Regions from separate parts of the Homo sapiens genome. Here regions 1 and 2 are each linked to region 3. The links are chromatin loops, found by intact Hi-C in ENCODE. Cell type or tissue: PC-3. All regions are shown on one strand.

What was found. A loop is a pair of places that touch in the nucleus more often than their neighbours do. Peaks named below come from ENCODE experiments on the same cell type or tissue, not always from the same donor. Only the 100,000 strongest peaks of a DNase experiment are listed, where the experiment ranks them.
Region 1: it touches region 3 in a loop (2.4-fold over the local background); 5 of 110 quality-filtered maps call a loop at or near these places.
Region 2: it touches region 3 in a loop (4-fold over the local background); 2 of 110 quality-filtered maps call a loop at or near these places.

Annotation. Positions count from the first base shown.
Region 1 is chr9:18,542,792-18,546,791 of GRCh38, forward strand. All of the region lies in intron 3 of ADAMTSL1 (ADAMTS like 1), which reads left to right. Among named protein-coding and RNA genes, the nearest start is that of MIR3152, 29 kb to the right of the region's middle. In PC-3, no CTCF peak of the experiment used is centred here; DNase peaks (open chromatin) are centred at 900 and 1,890; H3K27ac peaks cover 2,999 bases.
Region 2 is chr9:18,253,227-18,257,226 of GRCh38, forward strand. It overlaps a transcript of ADAMTSL1 not described here. Among named protein-coding and RNA genes, the nearest start is that of ADAMTSL1, 220 kb to the right of the region's middle. In PC-3, a CTCF peak has its summit at 2,025 (motif pointing right); DNase peaks (open chromatin) are centred at 945 and 2,035; H3K27ac peaks cover 2,331 bases.
Region 3 is chr9:18,489,066-18,493,065 of GRCh38, forward strand. All of the region lies in intron 1 of ADAMTSL1 (ADAMTS like 1), which reads left to right. Among named protein-coding and RNA genes, the nearest start is that of ADAMTSL1, 17 kb to the left of the region's middle. In PC-3, no CTCF peak of the experiment used is centred here; a DNase peak (open chromatin) is centred at 1,716; H3K4me3 peaks cover 1,441 bases; H3K27ac peaks cover 4,000 bases.

The sequences.
Region 1 (4,000 bases), 54 kb after region 3:
AAGTACTGTTTCTGAAAGACTACATTATTTTTTAAAAACTGAAAATTAGATCACTTTGAAATTCCAAAGATCAGCCTTATTCTATGGCATCATGGGTAATTTCTCCTGATTGTTTTGCCAAGTGACAAGTTCCAGGTATTCTGGAAGGAGAATGTTAGACCTCATTTCCGGCAGAACTGCAGGCTTATAATGGCCCTTCCTTTGGACGAACTCTAGAAAAACAGACTTTCTATACAATGCCCAGTTATTAGGCTGGACAGTCAGGTCTCTGGCAACTATCATGGCTTGGCTGTTCTTTGGCCAAATACTTGATTGGAATTGCTGTATATTCTCAGAATTATATCCCAGGGGACAAATCAGTATCCACCAAAAGAAGTCTAACTTACTGTAAAGCCAAGATGAATGTAGGATGGTGACTAAACTCATTATAGGACATTGTGGTTTGTGTGTTTCTCCTTTTTGGAGTTGAGAAGAACTGCTGTTGCTAGAACAAAAGGATGTTCTTTAGGCAACACATCTGCAAAAAATCCTAATTTCTCTGATTTGACCCACAGCTTTTTTTTTTAATGCTAAAATTAGATAACAAAGGGAAACAATGTTTCTGAAAAGAGAAATGATGAGTGACTTTGATTGTTTCTCTGAGGGCAGAGCCCCTATCCACCCTGTGATAACATCAAGGCTAAATAAGCTTTCAGTATCTTGCAAATAAATTAATCTCTAAATGCAATTGTACAGCATGCCATGTGGACAACTGGAGGTTGACTTTGGTTCAAAACACATCATTTCTTTTTCGCTAGTTAAACACTGAACATTCAGAGTAATGGTTGAAAATATTTGCAGCAATTACTCTGGGAAAAAAAATCCTCATATTTTATGACTAACTGTTTTATCATTTGTGGCATAAAGAAATAAACATTTTTTTAATGATTCACAGATTCCTTCATTTGATGGATCTGGTGGCTATAGATCTCCCTGCAGTGCTTGCTGCCAGGCAGCTGGCCAAGTTCACTGGGTGCCCCCCAGCCCCAGTAAGTTAGGCCTTCTGCTTTTCCTCTCCTCTCGGCCTTCTTCTGACTGTGGCACACATTTCTTTTTTAATGCTTTTTCTGACATGTCTTTATTTTACTCCTCCTTATTCTCTCTCCTATCCCTTCTCCTTAATGTGTTCTCAATTTCTTATCCTCTGCTTCAACTCTGACTCTCTCGGGAGGGTTCTGGTATGAACACTCGTCAGTGGAAAGAATACAGGCTTGGGGGCTCTGTTACTTACTAACTTTGTGGTTTGGGGCAAGCTCTTCAACTTCTCGTAGCCTCAGTTTCCTCAATCTTGAAGTGGAAATAATAGTAATGCTCAGTTATAGTATTCCTTTATAGAAATCAGTGCAACAATGGAAATACATGGGAAATAACAAATTTTAGTTCTTTCTTCCACATTGCCTTGGTAAAAGCTAAGTGAGTGACACTCTTACAAGAAACAGGGCCCAGTGAAACCACAGCCCACAGTATCACATCAGCATTAAACATTTCCTTCCAGAAAAGTTATATTCCTTGGCTAAGGACAATTTCACTCTTGTTCATAACTCAAGGTGATATAATAAAAAACTCCAAATTGTTAGGGAACATATGAAAGGGAATATATTAGTAAAACTGATTTCTGTTTGATGGCATCTTTCTAGTATACTTAAAGGGCCATAGGAGATATTGTCCCCTAAATTGATCACAGTTTTTTTTTTCAGCCAGCATCATCCCATGGAGACCACGAGAGCGGGGTTTAGCAATAGTTGTAAATGACCATTGAGTGATATGAGCTGGCATTCCTGGCCTGAAGAGTCACACCTTCCAGCTCACTTGGGTGATGCTGACTGACAAGCAATCACCTATATTATTGTCTTGTGGATTGATGGCTAATGCCAAGCATCTACTTTCCTTGACTCAGTATGAATAGGAATGCCTACTTGGCCAACCCGTAATTTCCCTCAATATTGCCATGATCAGTTGTTATATTGAGACCCACTCAGCTAGAGCTAACTCCTATTATTAATGACAGAGTGATGACTAAATGCATGTATGAAGAAAAGAAAAATCATTCAACAGCTCAACTTTCAACTGATGAAGAGAATTAAGAATGAGACCATCATTTCCACAGGGTTGAAAATTATTAGATTGAGAAAAGCTGATATGAGTCCCCTCTCCTGGCTAGCTCCACGAGCTTAGGCAGACAGCTTTCATCTCTTTCTGCCACAATCCCCGTTATTGAAAATGACAGATAAAGACTGATTACATACCTCAGAGAGAACCTGGCAAAGTTATAGACTCATAGAATGTTAGAATTAGAGAAGAATTAGTATATTTGGGTTGTCTGCCCTGTGCCAGGCATGGTACCTTATGACCTTTTGCCCCAAACTCATTCAATTCTCACCACTACCTTGAAAATTGGGCATTACCTTAATTATACAGATAAGGAAATTGGAACATTTAAAGACATGAAATGCCTTATTTAGGCTATACAGCTAAGGAGTGGTCCTGTCAGGTTTGTAAATGCCGAAGCACATGCTCATTTCACCATAACACCAGGAGCTATATGGGTGATCTGGACTAATTCTCATTTAGTAAACAGCAAAACTGAGATCCAAAAAGTTTAAGGCTCAAGCATTTTTACAACATATGCTTTTTTTTTTAAGAAAAGAGATATTCAAACAAGTCTATTATAGCAATTATAATTCTTCAAGGCTAGAAGTATATGAACTGCTGAGAATTTTTAATGTGCAAATTAAATACAGCAGAAAAAGCAAATCCAAGAATCCTTGCTGAAAACATCTCTAATTCCCTCTCCTTTGAGCGTCTCTGCCTGTCAAGAGGATATAAATTTATTAAGTCAATACTCCTCAGAATTTACTTTCTCAAGTCCTAGTTTCTGAATTTCATAAAAAGGATGCTGGCCTCTAGTGAACCAGATAGAAGCTTGAAGCAGGGATTTGAGAATAATTTAGAAAGAAATTACTACTGCAGTTCATCCCTTGGCAAGGCCCTACGGAATGAAACCAAATAAGCTGCCATGCCTAGGTTGCTAACGTGCAAATACTTGCATGTGTTCAGCCTGGTTTCTGTAAGCCTAGAAACGATAAGCAGCATCAAATCTTCTCATTAACACCAAGATGTGCTGAAACTCAAGCAGCATGAACTTGTAGGTTTTTCCCTCCAAGACATCACTTTGTGCTGGGTACTATAAGCAAGGGCCATTATTTAATTAGTTAACAAGTTTTTGTACTATCATTCTAGCAGTCTTGTCCTTCTTATGTTTTCCTTTGCATTTTAAACATTCTCTTTCTTTTAAGAGGAAATTGTGAAACTTAAAGAGGTTATCTTTGAGGTTTGGCTATATTTTTCTTTATAATCTTGCTATGAGCAGTAACTACATATGGCTGTTGGAGAGTGTTTAGTTTGGGTTTCAACTCAGTTGAGAGTTTTGAGTGAAATATGGTCATCACAGTGGGAAGGCTAAAGAGGCATTATTATTTTCATTATTATTGGTTTTTTTAGAGACAGGATCTTGCCTGTCCCCCAGGCTGGGGTGCACGGGTACAATCACAGCTCACTATAACCTCAAACTCCTGGACTCAAGTGATCTTCTCATTAAAAAGCATTATTAGATTCCTTTTCCTTTGAATCTTCACTGAGTAAATATACTTTATAGCTCTTTAACACCCGTATCCAACAACATACCAACATCCCTTTCCCAAGCAGCATATTCATTACCAAAAAAACTTATTCCTTCCCCAAATAGAAATTTTTAAAAGAAAGATATCACTGTTTTACAATGTGTAATTTATACCTTTTTATTTTTTCTCCCATTAAAATATGACTAGGATTTATTTACTTTGAATTGTTATAGATATTGGAAGTAATTTAGACAAAACTGTCAATTCTTATAGAACAGTATTTTGAAAAAACTATTTTTAAGCTACTTTTTATATTTGACTTCGTGACTGGGCAATGAAGA
Region 2 (4,000 bases), 240 kb before region 3:
GGGTATACATAAAGTGGTAGAAGGATGAACATCGGATGTTAACATTGGTTACCTCAGGAAGGAGGGAATGAAAGGGACCCTGGGTGGATGGAGATGACTAATTTCTCCTTTATACATCTTTTGAAGATTTTCTTGGTAACAATGATCATATATTAGTTTAGTGCTAAAAAATAACAAGAAAGTAAAATAATTCTAACTAGTTGTCTAATTTTATCAAAGATAGTGTAAAAAACTAGGCCTATATTTCTTTTCTAAAAATAGAATGAAAACTTCCACTTTCCCCCATTACTATAGGAAGCGTCGCTGATTACTTCCTAAACCCCAAGAACAGAAGCAGCTTACAAAAAATTGTAAGTGACCTGGGTTGTATATCTCTCACTGCTCTGTGGGCAAAGTCAGGGGAAAATGCTTCTTTCTAGAAGTTGTCAAGCTTCCCTGTGGTCTGTCTGGTTGGTTCCTTGTTTCTAGCTGGAACTGCTTTTCAGGTCTTTCATTTTAATCCAATTTGATGCTTTAAAGAAATTCTAGCTAGTAGGAGCAGCCCCATAATTTCCGGAGATCTCCCCTTAAATAACAATTCCACTAGAATCTTAGCTTCACACACACTACTAAAGCTGTAGTTCTTAGGTAGTGGGACGAGGCAAGCACCAGCAGTGATAATGGCATGCTTTTTGATGAGTCTTTGATGATATACAACTTTTCAAGCACATTGCCATCTTCATTCCTTTGGCAACAAATTTACGTGCCAATTCACGTGCTGACCCATCTGTGTGCAACCTGCCACTGTAGACCAGATATCATCGTGTTTGGGAGGCAGCACCTCCTCGAGTGATTAAGAGCCTGAGCTCTGGAGTCAGACTCCCTAGATCTGAATTTTACCTGAGCCACCCTGTAAGCTGTGTGGTCTTAGACTCAATTTCCTCCCCTGTAGGATGGGAGAGCTAATCACGTCCACCTCACTGGTTTGCTATGAGATAAACTCTATAAAACTCTTAACAAGTAGTGTGTTAGTCATCATTATTATTTGAGGGCTAACATTTACGGACGGGTGGCCACGTTTTCTTTTCATAGTATCTTAAACAGCCTCACCTATGGAACTACCGTCAATACTCTTTTTGGTTTTTTTTTTTTTTTTTTTTTTTTTTTTTTTTTTTGAGATGGAATCTCGCTCTGTCCCCCAGGCTGGAGTACAGTGGCGCGATCTCAGCTCACTGCAAGCTCCACCTCCCGGGTTCACGCCGTTCTCCTGCCTCAGCCTCCCACGTAGCTGGGACTACAGGCTCCCGCCACCACGCCCGGCTAACTTTTTTGTATTTTTAGTAAAGACGGGGTTTCACCATGTTAGCCAGGATGGTCTCGATCTCCTGACTTCGTGATCCGCCCGCCTCGGCCTCCCAAAGTGCTGGGATTACAGGCGTGAGCCACCGCGCCTGCCCCCCCGCCCCCCCCAGTACTCTTAAATACACTTTGCAGTAAGGAGAAAGTGTGGGAAGAAGAGAATTGTGAGTGGAGCATTTTACAATCATTTTTAAAATTAAGAACAGTTGGTATGTATAAAGTTATTAGCTATGTGGCAAGAAGGGGAAAATTTTGTCGGCTTTGCTAATTTACTTTGTTAAACTTAAATCTGATACATAAGGAGCTAAATTTATGACATTATCTAGAGCAAGAATTAAATTGGTAATCTTCCCTTGTCTTAGCAATAGAAACCCAATTTTCCAAAGCCAGCTCACCTGCGTTTGATGATCTATAGGTTATATTTTTTCTGTATTTAAAGTGTGACCTTACTGGATTTGCAAATGATATTGCATTTATTTTCATTAAATGTTTGAGTGAAAGTTTCTATATCTGACTTGTCTTCATTTTTCCTCCTAATAAACTTGATATTGTTTGAAATCTTGTTTGGCATTATAATATTAACAAATTCCAGCTTTTGGTGTTTTAGTGTCCTGGCTGTCAAGGGATGAAAGCTGAAGGGTCCCGTGTATTTGCACATTCGTAGGCTGTAACTCCACACAGAAACCACTAGGGGGCGCTGCCGCATTCTTTACCTTGTAGCAGGCGTATAAGCGGCAGGCGTATGAGCGTTTGCTAGCATCTTTAAATCATGTGTGTATGCTCATACTTAGAAAAAAAAAAAGAATGAGGCTTTGATAGTAAAAACAGACGAAACTCTCAGCAGGTTTCACATGTCAGTACTTAATTTCTGCAGAGTCAGAAAGAAGGCTTTGTTTTTTAGGCTGTACTCCTGTGACCAGCTACTTATGTTAACTTCTAGAAAAGCTTTGAGCATTTCTGTGACTCCCCAGTGCATTTAGCATTTCCTATGTAATAAGAAATAGGCCTTTTACATTACAGGATATGTATGAATAAAGGTGTGAAATATGAACCAATCATAAATATAGTGGTTTCCTCTCTAAAGGAAATATCTATGTTTGCAAATCCAGAGACAGGTGAAAATGAGGACTTTGTCTTTTCATATGCTGTTATTAAATCTTATTTATTTGGATGCAATTCATCGTTCTGTCGAAATCCCACTCCTTGCCCACTCCCTCCCACCTCTCTGCCTCTTTCCCTGGTCTCCAGCTGGCCCTTGGTAAGCCTTTCCATCTACCCTCTTTGTCAGAAGACTCAGGGAGTCTTTCTGACTACATAACTGCGAAGCAGAGATTATAATCTGTTTCTAAATCTGATTGTGGTCTTGTTTCTCATATGCAACTGACTTTCGCCCCCATCAAAGAGCCCTGTTTTTGATTTTTCATGTCTGGATGACTACAACATTATCTTTGGCAATCTTCCTTGTTTCCTATTTGAAGATGCTCTTCCAACCGAAAAGCATAATTTCTCTCACTCTTATCATGAGATTCCATTTCTTAAAATGTGACATAATGCTTCTCTGAGCATAGTCTACAAGTCTACATTCTGCACCTTTAAATTGAAGGTCCCCTTCTTACTCAGCTTCCATGACATGAAATCTCATAAATGACCTTGAGGAGGGTTTTATTCATGCTGGATCAAAGGCAAAGGGCATCGTACAGGCTGGGACGTTTGTCTAAGCATGAGAAGTTTGACAAAGATGGAAGACGCTAGGCAGGCAATAGGTTGGTTGCAATAAGAAAGGGCAACTTAGACCCTTGAACTCCTGACAGGGTTTCCAGGAGTTCCTCAAAGGTAGGGTGTAGGTACAGGAAAGAATGCAAAGTACAGTCCAATGAACCCTGAGGTTGGAGGATATAGATGCTTAATGGAGCTTGCAAAAGTCATTGTGAACCTTCTCTGTCTAAAACACTATCCTAGATGTTAGATGATGTTTTGAAAAAGAAATGGGCATAGACATGAATAGAATATGGTTTCTGACATCAAAGGAGTTAACAGCCCATTGGGGAAGACCAAGGAGCCAGTGCTATAGTAGGAGAGGGACAGAGAGGCTTAAGAGCTAATTCTGGAACCTACTAGCCTCAGGAAGTTTTGCTTCTAGCCCAGGATTCATTATTTACATGTGAACCAGATGAGCCAGCGGTGTTGCCCAGCAACCATCGTAATATACAGCCCGGGTGCTCTGATAGTGACATCTCCCTGTCAGCACTGCCTGTTCCTTGGGAATGTTTTCTTTGATTCATTTTCCCAAGAAATTTCATTAAGCCATATTCAAAGTAAAAGAGTTTTAAACCCCCACTGACTTTTACCCCTCTTCTGTGCTTGTACTTTATCTGCCAGAGAAGTCCCAGAGACAGCTGTACCCCTGCCTCAAGCTTACACATTCCATGAGAGTGGTTTTTGTTCATTAAAAATAATTTCCTGATATCTTCAACTTATCTTAAATTCATCCAAAAAATAAGCTTGATTGATGTACAGGTAGAATGTTGGATAGATGATAGGTATGAAATAAGTCAAATATAATAAAATATCAATTACAAAAATTAGATGTCAGGTATGGTGATCATCACAACACAATTCTTTAAATTTTCATATTTGAAATTTTTCATAAAAATGTTTTTTA
Region 3 (4,000 bases):
TCCCCGCAAGAGATTCTGATACGGTTGGTCTGGGGAGAGACCCAGACATTGGCAATTTTCCCAGGTAATTTGAATGTATAGACAGAGTTGACAATCACTGATCTAATTGAATATTTAAAGGGTTCCAAAAACCTCTTAACTGTTAGTGGATATATCTCTTATATTTGAAGATGCTTTATAAACTCCCTTCCTCCCTGTGAAAATCAAAAACTTAGGAGCCCCTTGTCCCTAAAACAGGGATAATATACTGATTCCAGGAACTCCTGTAGTCAATGTGAATGCACTTTGTAAATTGTTAAGTCTATATGTGAGAGGAAGCATTCTGGTGCCTAATGTGAAGATGATCATCCGATCCTGTTACATAGCATGCACAAAGAGATTCAGAAATCCTCCAGTTACCAGGATGTCGCGTAATCTGAAGTATAATGCACCAGCCACTTCAATGTATACACTTTTCATTCAAAAAATAGGAACCATGAACATGTTAAATCATTTCGTAAAAGATAGAAGAAATTAAAACCTTCCTGAGCCCAATTTGAAGGGACAAAATAAAACATACGCTGAGAACATTCAGTCTTCCACACAGACTAGTCATCTCATCTTTTATTTTCTTTATTTTTCTTTTTCTAGATGGCCATTGTGTGAGATTAAGTATTTGGTCATATTTCCCACTGCTCTTCTCAGATAGCTAAATTTAATTCTTATCCAAATGACCGACTTACCCAACTGTATACCACTTATTTAATTAGACATAAAGAGATACTAAATTCCTCTCATCTGTTGAGGAAATGATGGTAACCTGGCTTTGTCTCCTACCCTTTAACAGAAACCTCATTTCCCCTTTTTTCCTAAAATGCCCATAAACCTTCAGTGCCTCATAGTAGTATTATGAGGATCAAATAAGTACGTGTAAGTACTTTGAAAACTGTAAAACCTTAGTCATCTCGTGCTCAAAAGCCTTCACTGTCTCCAGCTGTCTGGAGTCTACTCAAGGACCAATTCCTCAGCTGGGATCCAAGGCCCTGTCCCAAACCATCATTCCTATCTTATGTTCAGCTGTTTTACTGCATGTGTCCTGGCACACTGAGACCCATGCCACAGAGGAACTGGCCTGGCCAGAGCTGGAAGCAGGCTGGGGTCCCAGTTGTGTATCACATAGAAGACCACTGCAAGAAGAGTCTGAATGGGGGCTCTAGCAGACAGGGGGAACAGAAGGAAGCTACACAGCAGAAGCAGAATAGGTGGCAGAGGCAATTGATTGGAGGGAGGGAGAGGGGGTAGGTGAAGGGGATGAGGAGGAAGACAGAGGAGGCTGGAGAAAGGGGAATTGTTGTATAGCAATGTCTGTATGTTCATCACTATGCTAGGGGGAAAGACTGCTAAAATATTGGGGCCCCAAATAGCGAGCTTGGTTTTGGATGTGCTGAGTTTAAAGTATCAACAAAGCATTCAGGTAAGTGAAACTAGAATCCTGGAGATTGGAAGAGACGTAGATTTGTAAATCACATGCAAGGAGAAGACAACTCAAGTGAGGAAAGTGGATAAGATCAATCGGAGCACAGAGAGAACAGGGGCCTGAGGAAAGAGTCTTGGGGATGACAGCATTTGCTAGTCCAGATGAGTAAGAAAAGGCAGGGGACAAAACAGGGGAGAACTCGCTGCCAAAGAAGCCAGGGGAGCATATTCCGCAGCAAGATGTGAGGGAAAGTCATAGGATGTGGTGAATTACAGGATGCTGATGAATTTCAGAGGAGCCACGTCAGCCAAGCGGTGGGCAGAAGCCAGATTACAAAGCACTAGAGAATTCGGGAGTATTGGGGAAGTGGGTGCAGTGAACATGGGTTAGCCTTTCAAGAAGTTTAGAACTGAAAGGAAGGGAGGCAGGAGACAGGTTAGCCCTCACCACTGACAGAGTGGAGTGTAAAGGCAGGAAAGCACAAAGCAGGAGCTATGTGATAAAAGGGAGCTTGGTTTTAATAAAAAGAAGAGAAAGTGCTTTCGTCTTAATAGCTCAAAGAATGCTGATAGCAGCCGTGTGTGAAATTGATTTCTGAGGCCCAGCACCAGAGACAGAGAGGCTGTGAGGCAAATGGGGTAGTAAACCATGATTTAGCACCTTCACTTTCTCTGCTTATTACAAAACAGGCTTTAAAAAAGATGCCTGTGGTGTGCCTCAGCATTCTTGATATTTTCTGTGGCCAAGATCCATTTTAATATATTCCTGAGGCATTTTGGTAATTCTAACACTGCCTGAGACATTAATCTATTAACTTTTCACATTGCTAAGCATGTTAATGCAATTTAAATATTATTTCTCTTAAACAACATCGATGTGGAAGGAAAAAGAACTCTTCTTGCTGGAAACAAAAAGGTAACAGGCTGAAAATGCTTACACGTTGAAAGCACAATTAAGCTTTATAAACTCTCAAAGTATTTGCTTCTACTCTGCAAGCATTGAGAGCCAGAGATGGCTCACAAAAATCACAAAAAATCATGTCATGTTTCATGTACTGTTAATAATAAACATTTAATAAGTGGTTTTGCAGATGGCTCCTTAACATGATCATTTAATTTATAAATTAGAAGATGGTAGTCCTTCCCATATATACAATATCTGGATTATATTTTTCAGTTTAAAAATGCCAAAAGTATGCAGAATTTAGCCAGCCCCAAAACGTAAATATTTCTGTTGACTGGAAGATAGGAAGAGATGACTGCTATATTTGTCTCTAATCACCATTATTATTTCCCATTTTAATACAAGTAGAGCTGTACTATTTACAGATAATGATGACAAATTATAGTGGCCCGATAAGGACAGGTTCTTTTAGACAGTTATTTTAAATGAGGCACTTATACTACAATCTACTCTGGACAAGATTTTAAAGAAAAAATTGTAGGCTATCATGTTTTTGAAGTAAATACCTATTTAACTAGAGAATGCATGGCTTGATTGATGTAGTTACAACAAAAGCTATACTAAGACAATAGTAACTGACTCTCATTTATTATTGATAAAGGACTTAATATGTAGGAAAGCATTTTAAAAAACTAAGTTACACAGTAGGGAAGCACAATAACAGAGTTTCTGTTTTGATACAAAACAAAGTATGTCATGAAGATTATTGATATAGCACATTATAATACAAACATCACAGGAAGAAAAAAACATCATTCCTTAACACTTGGCTAGGAATTAAGTCAATATAGAAACTGAAAAACATCAAATAAAGCTGACTTTTATCTCAGCATTTGGGAGACTTTTGCTTACAAGTATTTATTGTTTTTCAAAGTATTAAAGAGTAAACTCTTATTAATAAAAAGTACAGAGTATAATTTAGCATTTCTTTTATTATTCAGAAGTCACTTTAGGATCTGCCATAGGTTCTGGATGCAGAAAATTGTATTAGCAAAGAAAGAAAGTCCCAGCAGAGATTCTCTGTTTCAAGAGTTGCTTTGTAACAAAACAATTCTTAGGACTGAAGCTGTAGGACTGCCTCTACTTGGATTTCATTTATTAATTGCACTGCACAACGTTTTTTCATGTATTAGCACTTATATTTAAAAAAATAACTCTATGAGTTACACAGAGCAAATGCTTATGTTCCATTTTACAAATTAGAAAATTGATTTGTAAATGTGCTTAAATGAAATAGACTAATTTAGAATCATAGACATTTTTGTAGCTAGAGGTGTCTCAGAAATTAGCCAAAATTCCTTTTTGTGGAAGTGACTAATCTGAGGCAGAGAGAACTAAGTTGCCTAAAATACCACAGCAGCAAAGTCAGGATATAACAAAAACACCACAGTGGCCAAATCCTGTTGCCTAGACTGTGTCCCTGTTTAGAAGTTTTTGCTATCAATATTATGTATGTACACTCTGAAACATTTTAAAATTAAAAGTGCTCACCAAAAACTCAGCAGAACAGTAAACATCCATTGAACATTAAACTCTGTATCAAGCCCTGTGTTAGATATTAGGGGTTAAGCTGAATATCAC